Linked DNA regions of Mus musculus: region 1 is linked to region 2. The links are chromatin loops, found by intact Hi-C in ENCODE. Cell type or tissue: heart. All regions are shown on one strand. Each heading gives the region's core, and the rest is flanking DNA. Links, peaks and the distances in the headings are about the cores only.

What was found. Hi-C counts contacts between places; a loop is a spot of excess contacts. Peaks named below come from ENCODE experiments on the same cell type or tissue, not always from the same donor. Only the 100,000 strongest peaks of a DNase experiment are listed, where the experiment ranks them.
Region 1: a loop joins it to region 2, with 2.2 times the contacts of the local background. A loop is called at or near these places in 5 of 42 quality-filtered maps.

What each region holds. Positions count from the first base shown.
Region 1 is chrX:11,262,433-11,274,849 of GRCm38, reverse strand. No RefSeq gene overlaps it. Among named protein-coding and RNA genes, the nearest start is that of H2al1a, 31 kb to the left of the region's middle. In heart, for the core only: no CTCF peak of the experiment used is centred there; DNase peaks (open chromatin) are centred at 5,519 and 6,829; H3K27me3 peaks cover 2,129 bases.
Region 2 is chrX:11,359,765-11,372,181 of GRCm38, reverse strand. Gm39495 (a long non-coding RNA gene) reads right to left here and starts at 10,148. Exons shown (of 3, transcript XR_878056.2): 1 at 9,979-10,148; 2 at 9,635-9,705; 3 at 8,672-8,946. In heart, for the core only: no CTCF peak of the experiment used is centred there; no DNase peak of the experiment used is centred there; H3K27me3 peaks cover 792 bases.

The DNA.
Region 1 (12,417 bases), core at 2,912-10,911, 97 kb after region 2:
AAAGCAGTACTCACATATATGGACATAAATATTTTGGTGTATGTAAATATTTACTTGCACGCACAATATATTTCTTTTTTTCCAGTCCCCCTTGTAAGTTCTTTAATAACAGAACAATTCCTGCTTACAAATAAGTTCTGGAATGTTCTGCAAAGGAGAGATGTTTTTATGAGAATGGTGGTTGCTGCTTAGCCAGAACGGCTGGGTTCAAGTTAGAACTTAGCATCCTACTAGCTGTGCGACCCAGAACAAGTTGTTTAGTCTTTCTGAGCCCTGAATCTCTTCATGTGTAAGTGAGGCTAACAGCAGTGTCTACTGTGCAGCATTGCTAAGAAGACACAGTGATTTCTTGTAGATGAAGTACTTCAGACACAATCTAGCACATTGTCAACCTTAATAAATAATATTAAAATATTTTCCTGTTGTCAATCACTGGAAATAAGTATATCGCTCTATTCTCGACGGTATTGTGGATACATCTTAATTTTATCTAAGTATCCCTTTTATATCATTCACAAAATTTCAAATGCTAACAATACGAGTAAATTGCTTCACACTGGCTTTTGATTATTTTCTACCCTCCACTGGGTGAGTGGCTATCAGTTTTAAGCATTTACTTTGTGCCAGGCATTTTGCACTACCAAAGATTATGCTGCATTTTGTCATGGCAGTAACCTTATGAGGGAAATAATATTTGTGTCTCCATTTCTCAACGTGAAATTGAGACTCAGTGTGCCTAATTAATGTATCTTCAGTTAAATAATGTGGAAATGATGGAGATGAGACTCGAACCCAGGTATTTTGAATGTGAAAGGTCCTGCTTTCATTCAATCACGATGCCATTGTGGAGTTTCCAGTGTTTACACACAAGCGTCCCGTGCAGGCAGGGATCAGAGTGAATCAGCAGCTTCCCTGCTCCTTTTCTCTCCCCTTCCCTGTAGTCAGAAAAATGGATTGGATTCCATTGTACTTTCTGTCCCTGGGGGGAAATACATTATTGACAAACCAACATGCCTCACTTCAATCCTTATGAGTGTCATACTGTAAAATGTGGCTGACTAGATCGTGAGAAACACACCACACCCCATTTTGGGAATTGGAGCCTGGCTTCAATTTATTACTTTTGTCTAGGTACAGAGTTTCTTTGCTCGGCCTCTGGTACTGTATTCATGTTGTTCAACAACTCAAGACGCTATGTTGAGTTGAAGCCTTGGGTTGCAAATATATGGGCCTTGCTATCAGGACTCCTCCCCCAAGACATCCTCTGGATGGCTCTCCTTGTTATAAGAGGCTATCACATCTTTCAGCCATACTCTTTCTTGTTTAAAGCTTCTCGTGTACTTGATTGCCAGGCCTCTCAGCAATCATTAAACAAAGGTCATTGGAATTTTCAGTTCTGCCGGATCTTGCAACATCTTTCTCTACATAGTTATAACCCAGAGATCAGATAACTTTTGTTCTCACTGCCTACCTTATCACATACACCTATTAGAAACTGATGACTAGACAGACTGGGGTCCACTAGCTGCCAGCAGTCGTGGCCAGTCCACCTGGCTATGTCAATTGCTTTAGCCAGGTGGACCCTGTCCCTCTTTCCTCTTTCAAATCACTCAGGATTACAGCAGGTTGGCAGAACCCTTGTTCCAAAGACATCTTCAAAATGTGGTTCTTAGCTTGTCAATATCTCCACCATAGGAGCTTCAACTAGAGTTTGAGAGAAGTGAATCTAATTACCCAACACAGTTCCCTCACACAGAACTGCTCTGAATCATATTTATGAATTTCTAGGTGGAAAACACACCTTCTTATTCCCCTGTGCTCTATCTCTCTTAGATGAAACCCATATTTCTGTTTGTGAACCAATTAGAAACAGTGACTGCTTGCTTCAGAAAGTATTTTGAAGCACCCACTACTTACGCATTTAGCATGGACAACACAGAAAGGAACAAGGCTTGGTTCAAGTGCATAATAACTGTTTAGTCCTTCCAGGCAAAGGGATGGGAATGTAAATGATGGATCCAAAGTGAGGACTGGCAAAGCAGATGTGTGCTTAGGATTCTATGGGATCTGAAAGAAGCATCAAATGAAAAGATTCCTAGCCATGCTAGGAGAACTGTAGTCGTTACTTTTTGGGATGAAAATGCTGTACAGAAGCAAGTTAACATGGCAGAGTGGCATGGTATGTGACAACAGGAGCTTCTGGCATGTTCACATCTTGACAATTCAGGAAGCAGAGAGCAAGAGTGGGGCTGAGTCATCATCCTCAAGGCCAGCTTCTAGTGTCCTATATCTGCCTGGTGGGCCCTCTAAGATTCCACAAACTCCCCATATAATACTCTCTGTTGAAGACCAAGCATTCAAACATTAGCTTATGGGGTCATTTTATATTCAAACCAAAGCAAGGAGGATAGAGAAGTAGAGGAAAGAAGTAGAAGATTATGTTCAAGCCTGGCACAGAACTTGAAGGACGTTACCTCATGTTTCTATTTCTGCGTAACAAATCACCCTAAATTAGTGGCTTGAAGCAGCATTTTGTTTGCTAATCCTTCTCCAGTCAAGGCTGAGGTCAGCTGGGTGACTTTTCGGCTGGCCCTTTTGGTAATCCCTCTTTAGCTAAATTCAGCTGGCAATTTTTTCTGGAGACTGGATTCATCTGAGCTTTTCTTTCTCCAAGTGGTCTTGGAGTCTCTCTGCCTCTCCACACAGTGATGTCATGTGTTTTTTTAGAGAAAGGCAGCCAAATGTCTTAATTGGAGACTCAGAATCCTAGGAACACCAGAGTAGAAGCTGTCAGGTGGTCTTTGGAGTTAGGCCTGGAACCACCACTTGCCACCACCACTGCATTCTGTTGATTAAACCTAGCTGTGGAACCAGACCCAATTGAAGGGAGTGGACTTTCCAAAGGCCTGAATATCAGGAGACTGGGTTTACTGGGGCAGACATATGGTGGACCAGCTAAATGAAACTGGGAAAGGCACTGGGTAAAAGCAATATAGGCAAAGACACAGAAGCAGGTCAACCCATAGCTTTCGGGAAAATGTTATACATTTCAGCACTGTAGAAGGGAAAGTGTGCAGGCAATAGTGAGTTACTGGCTATGATCTCTGTGTGTTCTTCCGTTTTTGTTTGTTTTGCTTGCTTGTTTTGTTTTGTGATGTGTTTTGTTTGCTTATTTGTTTGATTGTTGACTTATTGTTTTTGCCCCTTGACTTGACCCGGTGTCTGTAGGTGCTTTCTGGTTTGTTGAACTCCCATGTGAAACAATTCAGCTCTTCTTTGATGTGTTACTTGATGTTTTGGTTATTATGACAAAGTATTTGAGGTCATCAACTCAAGATGAGGAAGGATGTAGTTTGGATGACTGTTTTACAGAGACATGGCCAATCTGTGGGACCATAGGCCACATGTGCCCCAAGACAGCTATGAATGTTGCTCAACACATTTGGACATGATACCTTACCACAATGTCAAAAGGTTAGACACCTCCTAGTTTTAGAGATTTCAGTCAATGACTGATGGGTTCTCTTGCTCTGGGATTATGGCAAGGCAGAGCAGCATAGGGGAGGGAGTATGTGTTAAAGCAGAGCTCATGGAAGCTGGTAAGCAGACATGGGGTAGAGGCTGCAGTTACAGTAGCTCCTTGAAGGACATGACCTCAGTGACATAACTTTCTCACTACCCTCCACATTCTGAGGGTTCCAGCCCTTCCCAGCAGCACCATAGCCTGACAACCAGCATAAGAACCTTAGGGAGACATTGAACATCCAAACTCTTAATAATTGATCATAGCTCCAACAATTGATCATAGGAATTTCAAGGTTAGGGCAGTGTTACTATCCAGTCACCAATGCTAGTTTCTATTTTCCCTGGTCACTAAGGTAGTGTACCATTCTCAGATTCCTTTGTAGCTAAAGATGGCCATGTCAACTGAGTTCTAGTAGACTGGTAGCATGCATGCAGTCGCTCACAACTTTGTCCGTATTCTGATATTTGATCTTTCACATTCTTGCCCCATTCCAATTGACTGAAAATTGGGAACTCCAACAAAGAAGTTCAGATTGAAGATGATGATGGTGTGCAGTGGAAGGCACCTGGGTTCTTGGATCACTGAATTGGCAGGTGTATTCAACACAATTAGGTTCCAGGTGTCAGCTTGTCACATAAGAATGAAACCACTTTTTTATCATTGATAAGCCCAGACTTGTGACGGTCTGTAAGTTACGTCAGTCAGCATTACCCTAGCTAGCATGAGTAGGATCTGAGGAGATGGAGGCTATGTGGGGGAGGAGGTTGAGGAGAGGAGGGAGGAGTAATTGAGGCTTAGGTAGGGTCAGCCAAGTATAGGAAGAATTCTTTGAATGAGATCATGATCATCTTTCTTTGCACGAGGTCCAATTTACCTGGAGGAACATCAGGAGCCTATTTCAGGTGGACTCATTGACATATTCCCATCTGAAAGTGTACTGTACTTTTAGTTTTTCAAGGGCCTTTGACAGCTTGTAGCCTTGGAAACTCTCCATGGAGAGTATATTGACAGGAAAGCAATGCGGTAGCTTTTTGGACAAGTTAAAGGACCGGAATATTATATTAACATAAAACACTGTGTATTTGGTTCTCTGTTGTAATCTGATTCCCCCGAGCAATCCTTCAACGTTTCACGGACAGAATTCCCCCTCTTTTTTTTTTTCCTGAGTGGACAAAAATGAGGTTGAGTTGACACGAAAGATCTTACAGTTAAGTGCAAGAGACCTGGAATCCACATCTTCTATTTCTAGGCCATTTGTGTGTGTGTGTGTGTGTATATATATATATGAATGAATGTGTTGAGGCCACACCCATGGTCTCTCACTCAAAGCTTCTAACTGGACAGCTCTGTGGGTACTGCATCTCCTCCCCTTCCAGGACCCATGTCTCTCAGCTTGCCCACTTGAGGGCTGGTTCTGGCACCCTGGAAGCTTACTTAGCTCAACACAGGCACAATTTGGAAATGCAAGGAAATATATAGGTCAAGGGCAACACATTTGTACCGAGGGACAAGATATAGGAGTAAATATTCTACTCACCCAAGGAACAAATGCCTGAGCCCCAGAAAATGTCTACAGCTCTTTAGTGCAGTCCAAATTGACTTTCCTCCCTGACCCGCCTCAGTCTCTAAGCACCCTCACCTCTGCTTTGCAGGACCGTCTCCCAAAGCTAACTGGCTGCTTGTGCTAGTCTCAGTCTGTCTCATGCAGTAGCCTTAGACTAGGGGAGTGAGAAACATGGGAAAGGAGGAGGTTGTTTTTGTTTCCTTTGTTCTTCCTGAACTGGCCTCAGACAACCTGTTCTAGCAGCGCTGAAGGGTAATGCCCATGGGCTTCTTTTACTAGTCATGTCCTGCCAGACTCTCTGTTCCATCCCAGGCAGTTGGTGGCCCCTGAGGGTCTGGACTCTCCTATGCATTGGTGACTTTGCTCTGCTCCCAGCTGGCATCAAGAATGACAAGGAACAGCTTTGGTTCCAAACAGGAGCAGATGCTGCCAGCATACCAACTTCTGCCAGCAAATTGGGGGTTGGGACTGGGCAAGAAAGCGTGATCACTTGCTCGGGCTGCCACAGTCCCCAGTGTCCTCTGTAGCCAATAGTCACCAGGGAGGCCAGGGTGATAGAGATGTCAGCTCAGCAGTGACTACTTGTTGAGACAAGTTTAGGATGGCATGGTGCCACGGAGAGGAACAGAGGGACCTTCACCAAATGCCAAAGGGCCCACAGGCCCAGATCTGATATGCTGAACCATGGTGGCCAGTTATGCAAAAATGCCACCTGTGGACTCTCTCCCAGAACAGCTGTGTTTATTTATCCTCAAATTCATTCATTCACCTATATAGTGATGCTCCTTATGTGTCTAGGGCTGTGCTATGAACTGGGCATGCAACAAGGAAAACTGACGATATCTTTTCCCAGTCATTTGCATGTATAATATGAAACAGAGACATCGCTTGACCAAACCTTTATTGTTTTTGAGAAAAGGGCTCTCTATGTAGCCCTGGATGGCTTGGAACTTGCTATATAGACCAGGCTGGCTTCAAACCCACAAACATATCTGCCTGTCTCTGCCTCCTCAAGTACTGCAGTTAAGGCATGCACCACCAGTACCTAGTTTGATGAAACCTTATATATCTCTAATCATATGGCAGCAGGTGGTTTTTCTCTTACTCAATCTGAAACCTATGAGTGTATGACAGTATGCTGAGACTTTCACATGTAATTCTAGCACTTGAGAGGTAGAGGCAGGAGGATCAAGACTTGAAAGTCATCCTCAAGTATATATCAAGTTCAATGCTAGCCTGGGCTACGTAAGACCCTACAACCAAGCCAAACAAAGTCAAACAAAAACACTGTTCTTTAGTGTGCTACAAGCTCCAGAGTTATGTAGACACAGACCACGCTTGTCAGTAAGAATACAACAGGCTTAAATACTGTCAGCATCCAATATCCAGCAATATCTGTAGGCCAAGGAGGCATGAGTCAATCTGTGGTGAGTCCTAGGAAGGTTTATAGGAGTGTTCTTCAGGGGGTGATGGCGGTGGCTCTTTGCTTCTCTAACTTCATCTTATCATAGTCTGCAGCTCCTGAGTACACGCAGGCGAGGTTTTGCAGATGGGTTTTCCCTCTTTGGAGGCAGAGAGGCATGGTATGGGGCGGACAATCCCTTCAGCATCTATGTGTGCTTCTTGCCTGGGCTGCCAAGCGTCTGCGAGTGCTGGGGTTGGGGCTTGGGCTTCCTGCTTATCTAGGAAAGGGCCAGATCCCAGCTTCAGTCATGGTTGGTCTCCAGGGTTACTCCAGCTCCGGTTCTTGCAGACACTATTTGGAGCAGCTCCCAAGCCATTAAAGCCTTCCTCCTGGGGAACTCCACAGCTGTGGGAGAGGAGGAGGAGAGGGGGTGGAGCAACCAGTTCAGATTCACTTCAAAGCAGAAGTGGAACAATCCCCGTTACATTATTAATCCCCGGAGCCATGTAAAGTTTCATCTGTTTTCTCTCAACGAGTTTTTTACAAGCTATATTTCCTAAAAGCTGCAAGACCTACAACCAAATGGTGTCTTTCACATGTGTGTGAAAATCTTGGGATAACTCCTGTAGGGCAGAGGACAGGGCCACAGGTTCTAATCTTGCTTTTGGCACAAAAAGCCAGGTGTGTGAAAAGCGGTGAGCCACAGTCCCTCTCTGGGATGCCCTATCTGTAAGGGTTAGGCTTTGGCAGCAAAAACAGTACTCAAAGTGTCAGCAATAACACAGCGATAACAAGTAGTGCCACACATCTGGTGGATGGCCAGGATATGACCGGAAAATCATACCTGGGCTTCAGGGTTCTGGTGTCAGAAAGAATCCTGCACCACCGTCCTGACCAACAGGCCAGGTAGGTGTTATGGTTTAAATGTCCAGCCCTTTCCTAAATTGCCAGGCTAGAAACCATATTCCCTAACCTGCAGTGCTGGGAGCTGGGGCCCTCTGGGGAGCATGTAGGTCAGGTGCTCTGCCTTCATGAGTGGACTCACATTCCTCTCCTAAGTGCTCATGGGGTTAAGTTCACTGCTTTTGCTGTTGCTGTTGCTGTTGTTGTTGTTGTTGTTGTTGTTGCTGTTGCTGCTGCTGCTGCTGTTGCTGTTCTCCCATATGAGGACAATTTCCCTCTCTTGCCTTTCTTTCTTCTGCCATGACAGAAGCACACAACAGAGGTTAGAACTTCCATTTTGGAATTCTCAGTTTTCAGAGCTCTAAGAGAACTAGTTTCCAGTTTTTCTACAAGACTCAGTCTCAAGTATTCTGTCATATCAGCTCTAATGGTGGGAGACAACTGTCTTATATGATATCAGAGGCACCATGAAGGAGGCAAGGCCCTGCCATCAGCAGAAGAAAGTTCCATGCCTTGCTTTACCTGAAAGGCAGGGGAATATACTCCTTCTATGGCATGGTGCCTTCACTGTAAAGTGGGATGAAGGATCTGTTACCTGGATGCAATTGGCCATAGTCTCCTTACCTATAAGAGAAGGAATTCCCCAGGTCACAAGTTCCCCTGGTGCCCCCTGTCTGTAAGGACAAATAATGAGCTGGCAACCAAGTAGAAAAGCTGCTAGTGGATGACAGCAAGCAAGAAATCAGCCTGTTCTCGCTTTATACAATGTCTCTGACTGGAAGGAAGGGGCAAATACTAGTCACTGACAAAGATGCAGCTCTTGGCATCTGCTGACCCTCCCCACAGAGGGAAGCTGCTTTGCACAAGCTCAACACATGTGGCCACTGGGATGAAAATTCAGGTGAGTCCTGCTCTGAATTCCCACGCCTGGCCTGGCCTTCCCCGTGCCAAGAATCACCGCGAGTGGACCTGCAGCAGAGATCAAATGCTCAGAGCTCTCTGTGTACGTGTTGTAGAGGCAAAAGAAACAGCTTCCTGCCAGAGAATATGCAATTAAAAAAAAACAAATTATATCAGCAGGACTCTCTTTGCTGGAAGTGTGAACTTGATAGAAATCAGAAATGCAAATGGTATTCAAGTGCGGTTAAAACTTCCGCTTTCCAAAAGGGGGAAAATTAATTGCTTTTATACTTACCGTAGTGATAAGCCGGAGGCACATGCTATACACAGGGAACGGCATCCAGAAACCTTCCAAAAGGAGGAGGGAAGGAACGCAATAAATCTCCCCTAGAATGCCTTATGTTCCTTGCTGCTGCAGATGTGCATGGCATGTAATTTTCTAGCCATGCAGTTCAGGGACCTGCCAAAGAGTTTCAATTTCAACTGACTTGTGTAAGGGAGGTCTCTGGAAGGTTGGGAGAATAGTCACATATCACAAAAGACGAGCTGAGGCAGAGGTAGTCGCTAGGAAGCCATCATTGCTAGGAAAGGGTGCTGCTAGCTTATGCATTTTAGCTGACAGGATATCGGAAGCTTCTCTACTTCCTAGAATGCATGTTCTTGCAAGAAGGTCCCTGAAATCCTCAAATGGGAGCCACTTTCCTCCCGTAGTTAGGCCTTGCAGGGAATGGCCAGGGATCCAAAACTGCAGAGACAGATTGTCCTGGGACTGTCCCTTTTTTAGTTTTGCTACTGGGATGTGTACTTTGCTAAGTAGGCAACCCCACTGACTCCCAAACGTGTCTCAATGGTATATCATTAAACAAACCGTTTGCAAGCGTCTTCTGAGAGTGAAGGCACATGTTCCCCTTGATCTATCTACTCCACTCCCACGTCGCTACTCAACTGAAACACATGCCTAGGTTTGCGAAGAGAACACACATAAAAATAGTCATAATAGTTAAAAAAAAAGAAAACGAAGAAAAACCTGGAAACAATTCAAATGCCTATCTTCAGGAGAAGAGATAAATAAGGCATGTCATAGTCACACAATGGAACAGTATCAGCAATGGGAACCAACAACCTCCAATTAGACGCAACGATACAGATGACTCTCACAAGCAGTCTTGAGCGAGAGCAGTCACACATGAGGGAATACGTACTGTATGACTCCACTGATATAGCATTCTGAATCCCGTAGAATTAACATACGCTGTTAGACAACAGGACAGCAGTGCTCGGGCCACTGCTGGCCATAAGTAGGAAAAGTGAGAGAGTGTGAGGTGACATCTGGGATCACGGTGCTTATTGATTGGATCTGAAGTGTTCCCCAAACGTCTCTGTTAGGAATGCTTGCTTGGTCCACAGCTGGTAGTGCTATTTGCAGAGGCTCTGGAAACATTAGCTGATGAGGCCCAGCTGGAAGGTTACACCGCAGCCCCAGTCCCTTTCTCAGTCTGCTTCTGGTCTGTTATGAAGGGAAGGAACTCTTTTGTTGCGTACTTCTGCTGTTATTGAAGTGTAGGGGGTCCAGCAACCATGGACAGAACCCCTCGCAACTGTGTGGCAGAGTACTTTTCTCTTCATGCTGTTGATATTGGGTGTTTTGTCGCTACAGAGAGAACATGGGTCTGCTACAAATTTGTGGTCTAGGTGCAGCCATACAAGTAACTAAACATGTGAAGTCAGATATGTTGAGTTTGTAAAATCTTGTGAAACTGCACATTTGTGATTTCTGCACTTTTCTGGCTGTTCATCTCAATCTGGTAAGAAGGAAAATGATATGGCTACAAACCTCTTTTCAGTCCCATTTCCCTTTCTCATTCCTGCCTTTGTTTCTGTTTGATACCTATTCCTGGACTTGGGAAGAAGGGGGCATAGCGCTGTCTAATTCCTCCTATGTGCACCTTTCTTCTTGTCCAAAAACTATCTAGATTTTTATGAGGACCTGAGGGTAGAGTTCTGATAGTTAACAATACCCTTATAAGAAGAGAAAGAGTTTTTGCACACTGTGAGCAAGGTCCTGGGGTCAGTCCCTAGCATCACAAGAAAAGAAGAGAAATTAGAATCCCTCTCCCTCTCCCTCTCCCTCTCCCTCTCCCTCTCCCTCTCCCTCTCCCTCTCCCTCTCCCTCTCCCTCTCCCTCTCCCTCTCCCTCTCTCTCTCTCTCTCTCTCTGTGTATGTGTGTGTCTTTCTCTCTCTCTTTGGCCCTCCACCATCTTCTATAGGATACAGAGCAAGAAGTAACCATTTGTGAATCAGCAAAAGTGCCTTTACCAAGAATCTGACCAAATTGGCACCCTGCTCTTGGCTGTCCAGGCATTAAAAGCATGAGAAACAAATATTTCTTCTTTATTATTCCACTTTGAGATAATTTGTTACTGTGGGCTAAACTAAGATGCTTGTCCACCTGAGGGTACCCCACCTTGAAAGTCAGTCCTCACAGAGCTCTCCAGAGACTGGACATCTCTGGATCTCTTCAAGGAGTTCCAATAAGCCTGCTTTCAGATGCAAAAACAACAACAACAAAAAAAGAGGCTATCTAGTCCGGTCATAAGTTTGGCTCAGTATTTAGCTGCTAAAGCTTTCTGAATACCTTCGGGTTCCTGATGTAAGCACTTCAGAAACTTAATGGTTAATCAAAGTGGACCAACTGTGGCATGGAATCATTTTGTTGCCATTCTTTCTGTAGGCCCATACATATTTTCTCTTTCATAACCATCACATCAAGGTTGTCTGTCAGATCCATGAATCCATTCAGTTAGCATTTCCTCCCATGGACCTGTGCACAATTTTGATGGCCTCATAAAGAGTCCATGATGTGGGTCTCTCTGAGATTTGAAGCCCTGGCCTTTCCTATTCTTACTCTTCTTCCTTTGTTTCTCCCTTTTATTTCCTGAGCTCTGGTCTGCTAAGCAATATTGCCTCTCTCCTGGTCTAGGTAATGCTTTTCTTTTTTTTTTTTTTTTTTTGCCAGTTCTGCCATGTCCCTTCAAATATTCACCAGTTTTACAACTATAACCTGTCTCATCTTAAAGGTGAAGGGACATTATAACATTACTAAGCAGTCAGATAGTCTCAGGAAGGGTCCTTCTATAAATAAGGTCTTCTAGAGTGCTCACTCATATTCCATATCTCTTTTCATTTAAAATTAAAGAGAGAATTTCATCTGTTTGTGAAATCTGTAAAAGATAATCTTATAGAAAGAGAAGGAGAAAGATAGTTACTAAAAGCTAGGAGGAGGAGGGTACAGGGAATGAAAAGACGCTGATCAAAGGGTACAAAGTTTTAGTCAAAATGGAGGCATAGCTTTTGGTAATGTGTCACACTGCATCCTGACTACAGTTAATAAAAACATTGTGTATTTCAAAATTATTAAAAGAGATGGTTGACATTCTTATCACATAAGATGATAAATTGGAGAGGTGATAGATATGTTAATTAGCTTGACTGACTCTTTTTATACTATAGACATAGATCAAAACATCACATTGTAGCCCATAAACATATGAGATGATCTGTCATTTAATAATAAATAATAAAAATGAGATACTTTATCAAAGTTTAAGGTTCACAAAGTTTAAGATTCTATTGCAGAGACAAAAATGGTTTAAAATGTGGAGATACTAGCTAAACACGTTTTACTTTAGTCCTGGACATTCATCTAGGCTACATTTCCCAGTTGCCCTTGGGGTAAAGTATGACCATACAACTGACTTTGGGTTGATTAGATATAGTCAAAAGTGACGTTGAGAACTTTCATGTTTGCCTCATACTTATTTTTCACATGGTCTTTGGATCAATTTCTTCCATTGCTCATCCCTGTTGGTTGGACATTAATTTAATAGAGTGATGTTGGAGGACTTAATAGTCTCAGCATGGCTGCCCACTGGTGACACCAGAAAAGCTTAAAACAAAATTCCATGTCCGTGTCCCATGTTCAGTCAATTAAGTTAGAATTTCTGCTGTCAAAGAAACAGAGCTCCTACTGGTTTGGAACCCTCAGTGACTGTGTAAAGCTAAGGCCCTTCTACCACATTATGGTTTGAATCTGAAATGTCTCCCACAGGCACATGTGT
Region 2 (12,417 bases), core at 2,916-10,915:
AGCTGACTATAGTGGTCTGTACTACATCTTTCTTGATTGTTCTCTACCATGCACAAGAGGCAAGCATGTGAAAAGATGGGTCAGTTAACTAGTTTATCATAATTATTTCACAATGTACAGAAAGAGCGAAATGCTTTGTATACTGTACATACCTTTTACTATGCCTCAGTAACACTGGAAAAACAAAATAAAACAAAACAAACATGCAAAGAATGAAAAGCAAAAACAAAAACCAAAAAAGTGTCAAGTTAGGAATTTCCTTGAGTGAGAATTTGAAATGGCACCCGAAGCTGAGCTGCAAGCTCCCCACTTTTAGGTCCCATATATCTGACCTCGTCCTTATAGGTCAAGGTAAATGGTTACCACACACTTATTATATAGTAACAGAGATGGAGGAATCCCACACACGTGTACCAGCTGCCACAATTCCACAGTGCTGTAATAACTCATTTACTGCTCACAGCAGACTGGCAGGGAAAGCTCTGGGACATTTGATTCTGTGGACAACAGAGGCATACAGAGAATTTCAATTTTGCCCAAGACACACAACTGCGATGTGTCAGGGTTCAGGACTGAAACCTCTGGCTGCACTTTCAACCTCAGACCTGTTCTTGACACGTGAGCTCTCTAGACAGGATGGTTGGTGAGAAATTGCTGTATGAGCTTCTCCCTGAGTGCTCACCCCGGTTACCTTATGAAAGTGGCTGCCTGAGTGTGTTGTAGGAAAGCCAGGAGGGTATTTCTCTGGCCGTTCCCAGGCTCCAGTTGCCATCACATGCCTGCTGCCAGCGTCAGGGGTGGCCAGGGGGAAATCCTTCCCTCTGCATCCTGAGAGCCTCTAGTGGGGCATGTGGCAGTGCCCTCTAGAGACATGACTCTGAGCTGCAGACTTGTGGTGCTGCTTACCCTAGGGCACTAAAAATCCAGGAGCCCAGGACTGCTCTGTTGTTATACAGTCTTCGGGTAACTCAGGGAAGCAGCAAAGCAATGCAATGGGGGAATGTCTCAGTACACATTTGTGGGAAACCGTGCAGGTGTTGGATGTCTCCAAAGCATCCAGAAATATCCCCCCATGAAAGAGCATTCTCCCTGAGCAAGCCAACAATGACATCACGGCGCCTGGTAGAGTATGCCTGTATTTTCTCTCCCTCCCACACTCCAGTGTGTCAGGGACGCAAGCAAAGAGGAAAGACCCAGAAATGGCTAAGGAGAGGGACACAGGAGTGACAGAACAGTAAAAGGCCCAATTGTTTTCTCTGTTGCCAGCTCCCCTACTCTTGGGGTAGGTCAAAGGGGATCAGACTAGGCCACTGAATCTCCCAAAGGCTTCTAGAAGGTACAGGAGCATGTGTGTGTGTGTGTGTGTGTGTGTGTGTGTGTGTGTGTGTGTGTGTGTGTTACAGGTATAAGGGCAGCTGTTGGAAAAGTCTCTGTTTTATATTAGTATCCTGCCCATTCCAGTGAGTCTAATAGGCTGGTTTTGCATGCATCTGTTCACCAGCTACATGGCCTTTTGTCCTTCAAGGACGTCTCTGAAGCTCAGAGAACATAGGGTATTTATTTGGTCCAGATTGTTCATGTCAAATGATTTCCTTCTTGGTTAATTTCACAATTTAAGGGCTCTTTGTGTTTTAAAGTTAAACAATGCCCAGTCTTATGGTCTCAGCACAAAGGCTTAGAGGGATATGAGCAGGGATGGGTGGGGTGCCATATACCATAGCTGCCCCCAAGGACCTCTTATGGCAGAGTGCTATAAGTCTTAGTAGCTGCCTTGATGACAGCCTCATTCAGTGATGGGCATATGGACATATGAAGCCATTTGCTCTGAAGAGAAACATACCTTCCTAGAGGGAGGAAGGAAGCTGTAGGACTCAGAGAAGTTCCTCAAAGCTGTAAGATCCACAAGTCCAGTTACCAAGGTTATATACACTATGGACAGGAGATGCTCTGACTAGCTTAGATGCCTGCACATTTATGCAGCAACGTTCTGAGATATAGCATGCATGAATCACTGCCTATGCTGGAGTGGGCTTTTCAATACTGCAGCAGCCTTTGAGCCACCCATGCTTATACTCCTACGGCCCCAACAAGCTCGCTGGTTCACTAAGTTAGACTTGGATGCAATTATTTCTTTGACCTATCATTGATGTCCTATCTAGGGTGAATAGACACTTGTTTATCCCTCCCCAGGAAAAGTGACAAAATGTGAAACTTGATGTGACTCTGGTTTTTATGGTGGCCTATGCTAGCAGGCATTTAATGGTGGAGAGGTCTAAGTAGAAAGGGTTCCATGTGGCCTTCCCACTTCCCTGTTAAAGTCCTCTGAGATTTGTTATGGTATATGAACGAAAACACCAGTATACAGACACATGTGTGCACAAATATGAGTGAAAGAACATGCATATTCACATGTAGGCATGAAATGTATCTGTGTACCCATTTATAGATACAGATCTACATTTCAAGACATATGCACAAACATATACTAAGCGTGTGCACGCATCCCCGTTTGCATGCACACACACACACACACACACACACAGAAAGACAGAGAAAGGAGGGTGTTCAGTGTTAAGAGCACTGGCTGCTCTCATAGAATCAAACCTGGGTTTTTGTCCCCAGCACCCACCTGGCAGCTGATAACTATCCATCCATAATTCTAGTCTCTGGGGATCTGATGCCCCCTCTGGTCTTTGTTGACTCTGAACACACATGGTGCACAGGTGTGTGCATTCAGGCAAAACACTCACACACACATAAAATCAAAGTAAACAAATCTAAACAAACAAGAGTTTCAGAGACGTTCCTTCTTGTTTCATTTTGACAGAGTCTCAATACATAGCTCAGGCTGGCCTCAAACTCATTATTCTCTTGCCTTAGCCTTCCCAGTGCTAGGAGTATAGCCATGTGTTATCCTGTTCCCACAGAGAGATCTTGAAGGGACATTTCCTGTTCAAATATCAGCTTTCTTGCTGGGAGCTTGTGAAGCAGCCTACTCAATACTCCTCTCCACCTTGGCTCTTCTACATGCTCATGAACGGCTCAGGCAGGGCCCTTTCATCTGAAATCTCTCACAGGCTCCATCTGTTTTACTACTAGAGTCTGGGCCACTGTGGCAGATCACTGTCTTTGTTTTCCCCAGGGCTGCTGAGGGCTGGCATATGTGGAGGCTTCCTTGGAAAGGAACCTTCTTACTCCTGTGAACCCAGAGTTCCACATTATCTGAAGATTGTGGCTTGCTCTAAAGGACATGGGTATTTTTGCAGGGTTACTATACCAGATAAATTAAGGGCATGTGACCATCAGAGGAGCTGGACATGTTGGCTGGGTGGGGCAGAAAAAAAATCACAAATGTGTGACTGGCTTTTCTCTTAAGCAAAAAGACTGGACTCTGTACCCAAATGCTAGCCTCCCCCCCCCCCCACCATGAACATGGGAGAGTTTTCAGTAAGAAGACGTTGATGAGCCATTGTTCCATATGAACTAGTTGGAAGAAGAGATCTTCTTCTGGCTTAGAACATAAACAGGGCTGTGGAGGTCCAGGGCTGGTCTGGCAAGGGATCTCTTCCTGGAAAGACCAATCAGAGACACCACTTGGGAAAACAGTTAAGACTGGTCCCAGAGGACTTGCAAGGCATCGGATGGACCAAAAGCAATAGTTAGTGCTCCAAGATTTTTTATTTTATTGGTTGTCATGTAAAAAGATAAACAGCAGAAGAGGAAAAACTCGTAATTTAACTCAAGTAATAGTATTAAGAGTGAAAAATGAAACCAACTCAGGGTTATTAACAAGAACCAATCAGCTCTTCTAACTATTAGAAGGAGGAGGGAAAAGAGAGAGAGGACTAAAAAGGAGAGAGGAGGAAGAGGAGAGAGCAGAGAGCAGGGAAGATGACAAGGTAGGGATGTGAGAAGAGTCAATACAGATCCTATGTTAGAAAAACATAGGAAGGTTTAATGCCCTTAAACTGCCTCTTACCATTTGTGTTGGCATATGGTCAGGTTTTGTATTCTCTCACTTTTGACAAAAACATGAAACAAAGAACAGTGGGGGTTTTGTTTGTTTGCTTGTTTTTCCTGACCAAAATCAAGTCAAAATCAAGGAGTTATGAACTAGGAAGCTATCGAGCCTAATAATAGATAGCTAGAAAATGCCTACTAATATGAACCCTCCTGTTCTAAAGGTGTCTTAGTTAGAGTTTCTATTGCCGTGAATAACTCTTATAAAGGAAACCATTTCATTTTTGCTGGCTTAAAGTTTAGAGGTTTAGTCCATTATCATCATGGTGGGGAACATGGCTGCATGCAGGCAGATATGGTGCAGAAAAAGGAGCTGAGAGTTCTACATCTTGATCCACAGGCAGCAGGGAGAGACGGGGAGAGGGGAGAGGGGAGAGGGGGGACTGGGGCTGGGTTAAGCTTTTGAAACCTTAAAGCCCACCCCAGTGACACACTTCCTCCAACAAAACCACACCTACTCCAATAAGGCCACACCTCCTAATAGTACTACTCCTTGTGAGCCCAGGGCAGTGGGCAGGGAAGAGGGAATCTTCATTTAAATCATCACAGGTAGGAATTGCTGAAAGTAGGTATGTTAGTCCTATTGAAAGGGTACATGGCAGGGTCTGGAGAGATGGCTCAGCAGTCAAGAGCACTGGCTGCTCTTTTAGAGGACAGGGGTTTAATTTCCAACACCCACATGGGAAGTTATAACTATCTGTAACTCCAGCTCCAGGGAATCTGACAAATTCACACAGATACACATGCAGGCAAAACACCAATGCACACAAAATATAAATAAAAATTAAAATTGAAAAAAAGAAAGAAAAAGATATAGTACATTACTACCAGGCTGTGATTGCCTTCAGGGAATAGAGAAACTCCATTCCTATACATGACTTTTTGAGAGATACTAAAAACTCAGTACTAAGTGGGTTTTAATTTTTAAAGTGTATTTGTTATTACTGTGTGAGAATGAGAGTAAGAGAATGTCAGTACACGTGTGGCGATTACCACTGAAGTGTCAGCCCTTCCTTCCAGTGTGGGTTCTGTGGAGCAAAGTTAGAGCATCAGGTTTCTGCGGCAAACACTATTCTGTTGTTGCAATTTCCCTCTTGGATACATTTATGTTGAGCGACTCAACCCTTAGAAGGACCACTGAAAATTAGAAAATGCATCAATGGCACCCCCTCACTGCTTCCTTCACATCCACCACTCCCCCCTCCCTTCTCCGCCACTCTCCCGCTAACCAGGCAGGCTGGCGTTTTGGCATAATCAGGATTTTCAAGTTAAATAAAATTAATTTCTTGTTTTCAAACAACACTGTAGCAGTTTTTTGATTCTTTGGCACTCTTCCATTGAGGGGTAACATCTATGTCTTCTCCCCTGGAACGTGGCAGGCTTGCGACTGTTTTGACCAACTGTGTACAGAGAAAAATGACACAGTAATGCCTAAGCCAGCTCCTAAAAGGCAAGGCAGCTTCTGTCTCTGTGCCTCTTGGGACTCTTCTTCTGCATGTGTTTCTGAAAGGGCTAGCCTTTTCATGTCCCTCCAAGGACACTCTCAGAACGCAGTCACTGTGCCTGAGACACACCAGAGGTCCTGTAGAAGTGCTCCAGAGTGAGTCTCTGCCAACCTGCTAGCCATCAGTGAGCAATGGGGACCATCACTGTGTGGAATCCACCTTGGACAGCCCATTCAGTTGAACCTCCAGTGGATTCCAACCCCTGCCACCACTTCACCAGGTTAGCTTGAGATATCCCAAGTGAGACCTTCAAAGCTGAGTCTACTCAATTCTCCGTTCTGAGACATGCTAATATTTGTTTTCAGGGTTCGGGTACTTTGCTACCCAATGGTAGTACCCAGACCAAGCATCTGCCTTGCTTGGTACTTGTGTAAAAGGCTCTGAGAACTTCCTGGGTTTCCCCATCACTGCAGGCTCACAGTTGCCTGGTGTGTTAGTGTTGGGTTTCTTGGTGCCCCAGGCTCCTGCAGCTGGAGAAAGTAAATGGTTGTGGGAGACACGAGCATTAGTGAGACAGGAAGGATGTCAGGCAACCTGGCGAGCCCAGGTCAAGAAAACCTCCACAGGATGCAATTAAAATGGGAAAGTTAACCTTTAAGGAAAGAGGCTGACTTTACCTTTGCATCTTAAGAGATGTGACCTGGAGCAAATTTGTCAGATCCCTTCTTCCAGCGAGCCCCAAATCACCTGGCTTTCTGGTGTTTGGATTCGGGACTTTCAGACTTGTGTACACATGGAGAGGGCATCCAGGAACACAGAGAGGCCCTGAACTGCATCCCTACTCTGAGCCAGGACATGACAGAAAACAGAGAAGAGAAAAAAAATCAGGAGAGGAAAAGAGAAGGGGGACAGAGAAAGAGGGAAGAGAGGGGGGAGAAAGAAAGGAGGGAGGGAGAGAGAGAGAGAGAGAGAGAGAGAGAGAGAGAGAGAGAGAGAGAGAGAGAGAGAGAGAATGAGGAAAGGGAAAAGGGGATGAGGAGGGAGAAACAGAGATAAGGAAGAAGGGGAACGGGGAGAGGAGTGAGGTGTGAGAAAAAGAAGGAAGGAAGGCAGGAGAAGAGGCCAGAAGGAAATGAGGGGCGAAGACGAGATGGAGGAAGGCAGGAAAAGGAAGCAGGGAAGTAAGGAGGCGAGGAGGACAGGAGGAGAGGATAGGAGTGTCAGCGAGGCTGCCCACACGGTGTTCTCATTTCCCACTTTCCTGCCGTATTACCTTCATCAGAAACAGATGGACTGAAGCGCAGCAAAGCTTCCCCAGGCAGGAAGCATTGCTTTAATTTACTCAGGTCACGGCAAATCCATTGGCATTCAGCACGTGAAGTTGTTTGAACTTACAAGGAGTAACCCAGCAACAGCAATTACCCCACGTGGCTGGCGTGCTCTGATGATACAAACGCAAGCCGAATGGAGTCTCATAATTTCACAAGGTGACAAAAAATTGGATTCTGCTGTTTCACCTTTACCTGTGAAGGAGCAGGGAGATGCCAGCCGGCCAGCTAAATACACAAAGTCCATCGGCTAGGCTCCATGACCGAGGCTCCTGGTCCTGCCCTCTACCTTGGGCCTGCTGCCCCAGGTGGGCTTTGGTCCCCTGAGGGCACACCCTCATAATATCTTATCAGATTTACTGTAGTAAGCACTAGAGGCTGGCTAGTAAGAACATATCCATTCAGAGCCCACTGTTCAGAAATTAGGGGTTATTTTTTGTTGCAGAGAACCAGCAGATGTCAACATAGGCACCATTGTTGAAAGAAAAAAAAACCAGACTGAATAATCTTGTGATAATGTATAACATTTAATTGAGTTCTAACTCTCAGCATGGTACTGTCTGAAGTGCTTTACGTACATGTCTCAGTCTTCAAAGCAATTCTGTGAGGGCAGTTTTAGCATCCTTTCTATTTTGGAGGTGATGATTTTGAGACACAGAGAGGTCAAGGTCTGCCCAAGGTCACACAGCTAGTGATCGAGAGAACCTGGCTTACAGATTCCCAGCAATTTGATTATCAGAGCTACATCCTCAATTATTTTCGGAAAGGCAACCCCCAGCTGAGTCAAGAAATCAAACGGATAAGAATCAGCTTAAGAGTATACCTTCTATTCATAAAAGAAATAAGGTAAGTGTTCTGTCAATAACTCAGATTCATTCATTAATTCAGGGTTCCTTCTTGGCTATCTTGTTAGTCCTTATTTTATGCATGGCGCGGGGGGCGGGGGAGGGGAGTTCACTTAGACCCTAGATTCACATTCCACCCTGTTATACTGGCTTTCTCATTACAATTTGAAATCAGTGAGTTTTTTTTTTCTTTTTTCTGGAAGGTCTGGTCGCCTAGACTAATCACAGCTGTGTTTGAGGGGATCTTTGAGGAAGGGATATTTCACCATGCAGTCTAGATTGGCAATCAGGGCCAGCCTGGGTCGTCAGCTGTCAACTCCCAGGGTCGCTCAGCAATGGGCTGAGAGCTCTCAAGTCCCACTTTGCTTGATGGGCACAGTCAGTGGCCTCCAGGGAGTTGGCTGGAACCCAGAAGCCTGAGCAATTCTTTAAGCTGGAGGTAGCCAGCCCATTCATCTCCCGCTGGGCCACCATCAGCGAGGAACTGATGGAGAGTGTAGGAGAGGGAGGAGGAATCTGGGAGTTCTGTGTATGGCACAGATGAGAGCCGTTCTTAGGTTACAAAATGTCTCTGGGCTTGAGTCTGGGGGTAGATGTGCCAGGAGAAAGATGCTCCCTCAGTGTAACCAGGAAACAGATGGCTCGGTCTTTCTCAGAAGCAGGTGGTCTGCCAGCTGATGCTAAAATATCAAGGCTCTACCACCTTGGCAGGACAGGCAACTCGGTCTTCTGAAGCAACCCCATTATTCCCCAGCTATGGGAAGAGGCAGGGCACTGTATTGTTCTCTATAAAACCAAACAAAATGGGATATCTCTTCTCAAAGCAGCATTTAAAGTCCCCAAAGCTTTTTAAAAGTGGTGGGGGGGGGATAAAAAGAGTCTTCCAAGGGACTATAAATGGTGTCCCACCTAGGCCAGTTTACTTGGACAGAAAATGGGAAGTTTCTAGATTCCCAGAACCATATGACATTAGGAATCATTTAGTTTGGGGTCCAGTGTTGCCAAACATATCTTTCTAGAGAAAAAAAAAAACATTTTAAATGGAACAGTGTGAAACTGGGACACTGGCTATACAAGACAATCTTTTAAAAAGCCTTTTTGGGGGATTCTGGGGAAGTGGCTTAGTTGGTGAAGTACTTCTTGCTTGAACATGAGGACCTGAGTTCAGATTCCTAGAACTCTCCCAAACTGGGCATGGTAGTTTAATGCCTATAATCACAGTGTCTGGGAGGTGGAGACAGATGGATCCCGAGTCTTCTGTCCGGATAGCCTAGCCAAGTTGTTGAGCTCTAGGTCCAGTGAGAGTCCCTGTGTTGAAAAAGAAAGTGGGACACAATTAAGGAAGGTCCTCAGCATTGGCCTGTGATGTGCACACACAGGAGCACACATGGCCATCTTCCCCTCAAAGACATTGGACCTAAACAATTATATTTAAGAACTGCATTTGGTTCACATAGGCCTTTGCTTTGCAACCCTGTGAGAAACCTAGACACTTGCAGAGAAAGGGAGACTGAGATAAGATCTTTAAATCAAAGGAGCAGTAGCAGATAGCTCCTCAGTATGAGATCTATAGCAGATATTATTAGGGTCCCAAACCCACCCCCACCTTCTGGATTCTGTTGGTTTCCTCCCTCATTCTCAAAAACAAGAGTCTGCAGCTCTATACCCACCGAGTGTTTCAAAAACGCAGAAGGCCCATTTTGCCTGTGTGAAGTGGAAGTAGTCACTCTCTGCTCTCACATATCTCTGCTCTCACATACCTGCAGGGCTGCCCTCTTTTCCCAAGCTCTGGTTCCCACCATGTTCTTAACGTCTTCCTTGAATTTTCAAAGTAAAGGGAGTAGACTCAAACCCTGCAGAAGGTCAGAGTCATCCTCAGGGAGACCCATAAGGAAGCATACATAGGTCTGGAGGACTGGACGTGGGGAGAAAGCCTGGTCTCTGGGGTTGTTGGCTAGTGCAGTCCTTGCAAGTATGGGAGCAGAATCTTTCTCACCACCAGAGTTCGATGTCCATGGCTCAGAGTGGGAGCTCTTGTCCTCATTGAGGTTGGTTGCAAAGAGACACCTTAAAGAAGAAGCAGAGACTATGGGGCTCCACAGCTTGGGGAAAGGCTACCTCAGAAATGGGGCATGAGGATTCTATCATATTCAGTAATAGAGAGCATTCATCCTTGGCACAGCTCAAATAATTACTGGGACCATGTCTCTGAGTATCCCATAAATGAAAAATAGTGAGCATGCCATTTCTATTAATAATACTTTTATTAAAAGTAAAGTTCAATTCAGTGATGAGAAGAAGGCAGGCAAATGATCTTCCCATTTCTCTCTTCTCCCTTACCCTCTTCCATCTTCCATCCTTTTCTTTGTTCCTCTTCTCCTGTGTGGCCTCCCAGGGCTGAGTGGCACCAGACACTGTGGCTCTGGCACCCCTGGATGACACCAGTACAGGGGTCACCCTTGAGCTCATTCTTGTCCAGGGAGAACAGCATGATAGAATTCCTGTTTGTGTGTTTCCAGAGTTTCGTTTTAAGGAAGAAGTGAGAGAGGCCTGTCTTTGGGATGGGAGATCTTCACCTTCACCTTCACAGCTATGCTGTGCTGTCTCTAGGAGCTGGTAAAGATTACAGATGTATCCTCAGAAAATAATAGCTTAAACGTGTGCAATAAAATACAGAGTCACAAAGGAAGCCAAAGATATTAAAATATGCTTATAAAAATATTAAAAATCAGAAATGTGATAAATGCACAATTATTAATGCCTTAAATATGATTCAGTGGCAGCTCTAATAACTATCATAATTTCCAGGTGGTGCTAAGTATATTTTATGATACCTGCAACAACTATAAAGTACTGCAAAAATACCCACACTTTCTCTTGGTGATAAACTTCAAGATCTACTAACAACTGTGGACATGTTCAATTGCAGGCAGAGGTTAACAAAAATGAATTAGGGATCTGTCCTATCTAAAAGAACAGAGTCCACTTGCTACTCGCTATCTCTCTAGATATCTGCCATGGGGTAGAGAAAGTAGCTTTTCTGCCTTCTGGTTTCCGCAGGATGTGGTTAGCCAGCATGGTTGTGGACAATTGCTCAACTGTCCAGCCACCACATTCTTAGCAGCAGTATTGTGAATACCTGCTGTGTTGCAAGCACATCACTTACTTCAAAAACATCCATTTAAACCTGGCATGGTGGCACATGCCTGTAATCTTGGCATTTGGGAGGAGAAGGCATGAGTGTTGTCATGAGATTGAAGCTATCCCTGCCTAGGTAGGAAGATCCTATCTCAATAAAACAAAAAAAACCAGAAACTATCTATTTATACCTTCAGGTAAGGCAGGTAGTGCAGGGGTGATTATAGTTCCCAGTGATAGCACATAATGAAAGTTGTTGCATGTAAATGCCTGCCTGCCTTTTTTTTCCTCTCGTCGTCCTTACCCACGCCATCCCCAGGTTTTGCTTTTGTTCTCCTCCCCACAGTCATCACAGCACATGTACTATACGTGCACACATCTGTATAGTACAATACCGCATGCTGAGTGGGATTTTACTTTTTTTTATAGCCAGTATCTTGTTATATATCTCATTAGTTTTCCTTCCTTTTTTTCTATTCAGTGCAGTGTCACGAAGATCTGTCATCTGCTGAAGTTGGTCTTGTGTGTGGCTTCTTATCCTTGAATATTTCATAGGGTACACTCTGATGGTTAATTTTAAATGTCAACTTGCTCCAACCTGGAATCACCTGGGAGGAGAGTCTTAATTGAGGAACTGTCTAGATCAGATTGGCCCGGTGGGCATGTCTGTGGAGATCATCTTGACTCTTAATTGATACAAGAAAACCCAGCCAGTTGTGAATGACACCATTCTCTTGGCTGGGTCCTGAACTGGACAAGAGTGAAGAAAGCTAGCAGACAAGATGGGTACATTCACTTCTCTGTACTCTTAACTATGGATATGGTCTGATTGCTGCTTGAGTTCCTGCCTTGACTTCTCCAAAGTGATATAGCATAACAGAACCTCTTCCTCTCCTTTGTTGCTTTTCATTGCATATTTTATTACAGCAATAGAAATAAAGCTAGAAGATGTACCCACTGTGCTTTCCCCATCTGCTTCCCTAAGGATAGAAACCCATGTCGAAGCCAGCTGTCCTCTCGGTTGTTACTACCAACAGGTCTGTGGTGAGAATCCTTTTAAAAATGCCTTCCCAGGCTTGTGCATGAGACAGTTCCTCTGGCTTCTGAATCTGGGCTGGGGTAGTCACTAGATACTAGGGTCTGTTCTAACAAAATGTCACCAAGCCAAATCAGGTTGCTTTCTTGAAAAGCTGTCCCAGTTTTCCAGTTCACTCACAGTGCATAAGGACTCTGTTCTCTCCATATCCTCACCAAAACATGGTGGGCTTTCTGTAATTCTGCCTGCTTTGATGGGCATGAGAGTCAAGATGCCTTACACAGTGTGGAGAATGTTTAGGGTGCCTAGGGGGTACCACTGGTATGTGCCCCAACACTAACTATGCAAGTTCAGAGCCATACTGAAGCCCTGTTTTATACCAAGCTTGCAGCATATATCTCTCCAACTGTTTCCCTCTCCTGGTCTTTACGGCCTGAGAACCAGTGCATTCCCGAAGCAAAGCCCACCAACATGGTGAACATAACATGGCCAGGGAACACCTAGTTCAATAAATGGGACTTGAAAGTCACAGCTCTGCAGTGCTAGAAGGCATTTGTTGGATGCTCAGGAGTCCTGGGGGACTCAAGCTTGCAGTGATTACATCA